Regions from separate parts of the Homo sapiens genome. Here region 1 is linked to region 2. Evidence: chromatin contacts called from ENCODE Hi-C or POLR2A ChIA-PET data. All regions are on one chromosome and are shown on one strand. Each heading gives the region's core, a stretch centred on a gene start or an enhancer-like site at or near the end of the contact. The rest is flanking DNA. Distances are from core to core; before and after follow the strand shown.

Evidence for each region. A loop is a pair of places that touch in the nucleus more often than their neighbours do. ChIA-PET counts read pairs that join two places held with the same protein, here RNA polymerase II (POLR2A). Pooled maps may share reads with other maps.
Region 1: a map of aorta shows a loop between it and region 2 (2.6-fold over the local background). The contact joins the enhancer-like site here to the promoter of SPAG6 in region 2. A Hi-C loop is called at or near these places in 2 of 168 maps with a recorded cell type or tissue (aorta and ascending aorta) and 8 of 50 pooled maps. POLR2A ChIA-PET finds 5 or more read pairs at or near these places in 2 of 52 experiments (WTC11 and naive thymus-derived CD8-positive, alpha-beta T cell).

The regions. Positions count from the first base shown.
Region 1 is chr10:23,063,890-23,067,130 of GRCh38, reverse strand. The region is part of intron 2 of LOC107984215 (a long non-coding RNA gene); the gene reads left to right. Among named protein-coding and RNA genes, the nearest start is that of MSRB2, 30 kb to the left of the region's middle. Within about 2 kb of position 1,435, at least 9 of the 41 ENCODE cell types and tissues checked have a DNase peak (open chromatin) inside an H3K27ac peak, as active enhancers do; they include ascending aorta, where a contact is called at or near this core.
Region 2 is chr10:22,344,082-22,347,137 of GRCh38, reverse strand. It overlaps SPAG6 (sperm associated antigen 6), which reads right to left and starts at 1,642. Exons shown (of 11, transcript NM_012443.4): 1 at 1,502-1,642; 2 at 1,320-1,415. The coding sequence starts at 1,526. RefSeq lists enhancers at 797-1,613, 1,574-1,793.

The DNA.
Region 1 (3,241 bases), core at 186-2,685, 720 kb before region 2:
AAAATGAGGGACCCAGACAGTCTGACTTCAGAGACTGCACTTAAGTTACTTAACAGAAATTAATGTCAGTTAAGTGACAGAACTAGAACTTGAATGTAGATCCTCTGTCTCCAAATCCTATTGAATCCTCTATATCACTGTTCTTAAATTTTTTGGTCTCAGACCCCTTTATTCTCTAAATATTGAAGATTCTAAAGAATATCATTTCTGCAGTTTTTGTGTGTTGCTATTTACAGCACTATAAATTAAAGCAAAGTAATTTAAATATTTATTAATTCATTTGAAACAATAATAATAAACCCACTCCATGTAAACATAAACAACATCTTTATGAAAACATTGTCGGCCAGGCACAGTGACTCACGCCTATAATCCCGGCATTTTGGGAGGCCTAGGTGGGTGGATCACGAGGTCAGGAGTTCCAGACCAGCCTGGCTAACACGGTGAAACCCTGTCTCTACTAAAAATACAAAATTTAGCCGGGCATGGTGGCGGGCGCCTGTAATCCCAGCTACTCGGCAGGCTGAGGCAGGAGAATCGCATGAACCGGGGAGACGGAGGTTGCAGTGAGCCGAGATCACACCACCGCACACTAGCCTGGGCGACAGAGCAAGACTCTATCTCAAAAAAAAAAAAAAAAAAGAAAAAGATAAAGAAAACATTAACAAGAGAAAAAATGTTTTCATTTTCTGCTACATGTCAGTGTAATAATATTTGATACAGAAAACTTAATATAGAAAGGCACAAAGATAAAAACAAAATCACCTGAAATGCCACCACCTAAGAGGGAACGTCTGTGAATTTTGTTTTATATATTGTCCCAGCTTCCTGGGAAGATTATGAATTCCAGACATCGTGCCTTCCAGACACTGAAATAGTAACCTTAAATTGTGGCAATTTAAAAGTGCCTGTAAAATCATCGTAGGAAATCTTAAGGCTGCACCAGGACCTGAAGAGGGTCTCGGTGACCCTCGGCCACATATTTCTAGACATCACTGGAGAGCACAGAGCTCAGAGCCCATTCTAGTTTATTAATAGTATAAAGCATACACCAAAGGCAAATGATCTAGCTACATAAATTTTGTTTCCTGCCCCAGGAGCCAAAGCTAAGCCCTTCACTGCTTTATGCTAAATGTGCATTAAATTGCAGAGGGCAATTGGTGTTTCTCAGCGCTCCAAGTTTGCACCTGCCTGTTTGATACCAGGAGAGGGTGTGGCCATTTCCTCTTGAACTTTGGGTTAGAGAGAGCTGGGTATGAGGGGTGGGGTTCAGGGAAGGTGAGCGAAAGCCCACTCAGGGGTCATCAGCTGCCTGGTGGTAATTCCTGGCCAATCATTTCTCATTCTGTATCTCCCTGCGGCAGAACAGCTCTGAGCCTCCCAGGACACCACGTGATGCCTGCGTTTCATTCCATGCCAAGTTCCACATGCCAGAGAGCTGTCGTAGAACTTTGGCAGGGAGAAGTGTCTGGGCCAGTGGCCTGTGGCAGTTACTGCTCCTGGCTCTCACATCCTTTGTAGAGTTTGTAGGGAATCTAGAACTTACTGTGTCCCCTAGAGAGGGGGTCACCAGACTGACAGAAGCCTGGGGTTAGAACAGAGAAACCGGAGAGCACACAGAATTTATGGACAGAGGCAAATGGCTGGGACTATGATACCAACATCGTATTTCCTTCCTCCTTGAAGGAAGGCCAGATGCCAGCAGTTCTCTCTCACTGGTCTCTTCGTGGGGCCTGGTAGTCTACAGACCCCTAGTCACCAGATGCCATCTTGGGGAGAAATTGGGTAGGAGGCCATGCAGGGAAGGAGGAAGTCTGCCACGTCAGTTATTTATCTGAAAGAGATTATCCAGAAAGAAATAGCAACTGATAAGCAGCAAGCCGAAATTTTTCCTTTCCTTTGCTGGATATGGTGGTGAATACTCAAGAAATTTCAACCAGACCGGGCATGGTGGCTCACACTTGCAATCCCAGCACTTTGGGAGGCTGAGGCAGGTGGATCACTTGAGGTCAGGAGTTCAAGACCAGCCTACGCAACATGGTGAAACCCCGTCTCTACTAAAAAACAAACAAACAAAAACAAAAACAAAAAATTAGCCAGATGTGGTGGTGTGCACCTGTAATCCCAGCTACTCAGGAGGCTGAGGTAGGAGAATTGCTTGAACCTGGGAGGCAGAGGTTGCAGTGAGCAAGATTGCACCACTGCACTCCAGCCTGTGTGACACAGCAAGATCCTACCCCCCCAAAAAAAGTTCCACCCAATTCCAGAGAATGGTTTGTTCTTTCTTAGAAACTCATTTCTTTTAATGTTGTTTTCTCTACATGGTGACAAATGCAAGGTTTTAGTTTACAAAGACAGCATAACGTGTCCTACCCCATCTAAGACCTCACCATACAAACACCTGCTCTCTGCAACCAGTGGAAAGATCTTCCTTCAGCTGTTGGCTGTCAGCAACTTTTTGCAGACTGGTTGAAGTTGGACAGGAATGGTAGTTAGGGCCCGTGTGGTATTATCCATATGCCATATAATCAAAATTATGTTTTCACGCAGGCAGAACAAAAGCAGGATTCCAAGTAGGTCTCAGATCAGTTCCAGATCCTCATGCCAATGTCTTATATCCAGTTCCCCAGCCTCGTTTTACATTTCAGCAAAAGACTGTCTTGCAAACGCAGCGGCGCTTATATGGCCAGTGTCATCTGAGAATGCAGTGGGGTGATTTGTGGTGGGAGAGCTGTGTTAACCGGGCCCGAACTGCTATCCAATATCCCAAACATAAACCTCTTCCTGCGCGGTTGAGAAAGAAGCCAAGGCTTTTGGAAAGTTCACCTTTCATGTGCTGAAGCCTTCCAATTTCTTGGTTGCAGCTGGACATGCTCTCAGAGCAGATCAGACACTCTGGGAAAGAAAAGGGGTACCCCATTGTCCAGCCCGGATCGGGGTAGCGACAGCAGAACCTTCCAGGGACAGCCCACCTGTCTCGCCTGGCCCCGGGGCTCGGCTGAGGATGGCAGGATCCCTGGACTGATTAGCTTCTCCAGAAATAGCTTCATCCAAGAAAACGACCTTTCATCCAACAAAATGACCTTTCGACTTCTATATATTTTATCCTCCCAGCCAAGCATCCTCTCATGAGTATTTATTAAACACCTACCATGCGGCAGACATTGTGCTTGGACACACTTGCCAATTGTTTCCTCGGAACTTGTTTTCCAGGCAAAAGGAGGTGTTGATGGATTAGCTA
Region 2 (3,056 bases), core at 393-2,892:
AGGATCCTTGTGACAATGAAAGTGTTCTGTATCTTGACTGTGCTGGTGGTGGATACGCACGGAATAAAATTCTATAGGACAAAACACACACACACACGAACAATTAAAAGGAGGAAACCTATATAAGATCAACGAATTTTTATCAATGTCAATGTCCTCCTTGTGATATTGCACTACAGTTTTGAAAAATGTTACCATTGGGGAAACTGAGAAAAGGGTACACGGGATCTCTCTGTATTATCCCTTACAGTTGTGAATCTACAATTATTTCAAACTAAAATGCGTTTAGAAGATTATAAAATATACTTTATTGTAAATACATGCCCCCCAATAAAAACACACAAGGAATAAATGCCAAAAATCCTAGTGACAAAACGAAGTATCACATAGGTGCAGTAGTAATTCCCCTCAAAGAAACCCAGAGTAATCATTACACTTAAGTATTCTTGCTGTCAACATGTTAATTGTTTAAATTATGTGTTAGTTTTAAAGATCACATCCTATAAACTGAAGATTTCTCATGACACAGTAGTGATAAAATGCTACCTTACAGTTCAGATGGTGGTAGAATCATCCAAAAAAAAAGAAGAAGAAAGAAGAAAGAAGAAAAGAAGAAGAAGAAGAGGAAGAAGAAGAAGAAAGAAGAAGAAGAAGAAGAAGAAGAAGAAGAAGAAGAAGAAGAAGAAGAAGAAGAAGAAGAAGAAGAACCATTTTCTCTTATCAGTTTATGTTATGAGATAAGAAGATCTCTCTCCCTCCCTCTCCCCCTCTCTCCCCCTCTCACATCTGCAAGAGTCCGGACTGAGGAGTAGAAGGAACGCGCCATAAGGATTTCGCAAAGTCTGGTCTCTACCTACTTGGAATTTCTTGGAAAAGATTCAAGCATATCATTCCCCTTTCACTAAAGCAAGACGAGAAATCACGTCTAAACCACTGGAATTGCTTTGCTGTGAGGAAGTCGAAGGTGATCAAAGGCAGGGTGGCATGCAAAATGGCACTTGGATAAAATGGGTCTCATTAGGGTAGAGTCCCATTCACGTAAAATGACTCCAGGCAATTCCTAGGGCCTCGACTTTCAACCTGACACTTGCCTGTGTGCAATGAAGATGGAAACAGGGACAACGCGCACCTCCCACAACCATCTGGAAGCTTCACCCTCTCGGCCTGACCCCCAAAGACCCGCTGAAAAGAATGGATGCTTTTGCGAACTCCGGTCCCCACACTGCGGCTCCCCAAGAGCTCCACGGGCAGGGCAGCGGGGCGGAGGCGTCGGGGACTCAGTGCGCGGGGGGCGACGGGGGTTCGGGCTCCGGGCTCACCCGCGTTCTGCAGCGTCTCGATGTTTTGGGGTCTAGTCGCCAGCTCCGCCACCATCTGCACGAACTGGGTCCTGGCCTTCTGGTATTGCTCGAACACTGCGGGAGAGAGAGTCGGTGGAGCCCACCGCACCCGGGTCTCCTCGGCGCCAGCTAGTTAGGGCACCTGCCCGCCTCGGCCCTACCTTGCAGCACCTGCCTCTGACTCATGGCGCCCCCGCCGCCGTCTGCCCTCCTCGAGCTCTGCGGGGAAGCCGCTCGGCCTGCGAGTCCACCAAGGGGGCGATCGTGGCGACGACTCGGCCTCCGACGGGAGCCGCTTCTCTGTGTACCCGCGTCTCCCGGGCAACCTACCGGAACCGGAACGCGGCCGTCTTGCTGCAACGGCCAGTCCCGGGCGTGACGTCACGGCCGCGGTGCCTGGGCGCACTGAGCGGGGCGGCGGCGCGAAGACGCCCGAGCTCGAGGACTCGGACTGCTGGGGCTCTCAGCGCGCCAGGCTCGCGGAGCCGCCGGGACATCGCGCGCCGTCGAGTATCCCTGCACTGCCCGGAGGTCGGAGCTCCTTACAAAGCGACCCCAGATTGCCGTGGTATCCTGACTGCGGCGCGGGTCGGGACCAAGCGCCGGGAGAGCCCCACGCGCCAAGGGAGCCTGGTTCGAGGGCAGCCAGACGAGTAAATTGCAGCCCTGGAGTTGTCTGAGCTTCGACGGTCCCGAGAAATCTCACACGTCACATTGTACAATCCGATCAACACATGAATGTCAATGCAACTTAAGTGTTGCATTGACATTTAACACTGCACTGACAGTAAAACACTGATTTAGGAATCCGTGTTTTCTTTTGTAACCCGCTGTTATATACCTGGCATTCCTGGTTTCAAGATTCCTGGAGGAGCATGACAACCATGTTCACACACTTAATTACACTGTATTGAAAGCATTTAATGAGCACTCAGAGACTCAGTGAGGAAAGCAGATGAGGAAAGGATGTGATGAATGTCCTGTCTTCCCTGGCTTTCTCCTAATGACTACTAATTTTGCTGTTTCCTCACTTTTATGTGATTTGTAAATATTTTGTCTTAGTCTTTTAAATTTAGGCTTCGTTATGTTGATGAATGACATCTCCAACAGAAAAAGAGAGAGAACCTTTACCTGGAAAACCAGACTTCCCTATCTTATATAACTTGAACCCTTTACCCAGTTTCTTTTAACAAAATTGAAGTACTTAGTCTATTACTGGTTTCTAGCTTGTCTTTGAAAACTATATACCAGTTGTTTCAATGACAGTTGTCAACTTTAAATGTTCCTCCATCAAAAACTACAATTTCACCAGATGTCAAGTGGATACATAGCCGCAGCTGCTGCTAAGTAGTGCCAAGACAGGAAACCCCTTGATATTTCTTCAACAGAAGGGAGCATGCAAACTTAACTGGTTCTATATTTGGAATGAGTCCTCTATATTTATCTTTGAGATCTCACCCTTCACTGAGCTCTTGATGAAGTCCTGATACTTTGTGGAGCTCCAAATAGTTGGGGAATGGTCCAGCAATCAGAGAGAAGAATAAGTGTGTTTAGTCGGGTCCCTAATACCCCCGAAGGGCAGGTACATGTCTTCTGCTTCTGCAGCTCAAAAGCCAGTGATGGCCACAATCTTTTTACTTAATTCAAAGTCGTAAGTTTTACAGTGATATCTATATTTCCCTATGGGAATATGTCCTTTAAAATTAAAGTTATGCG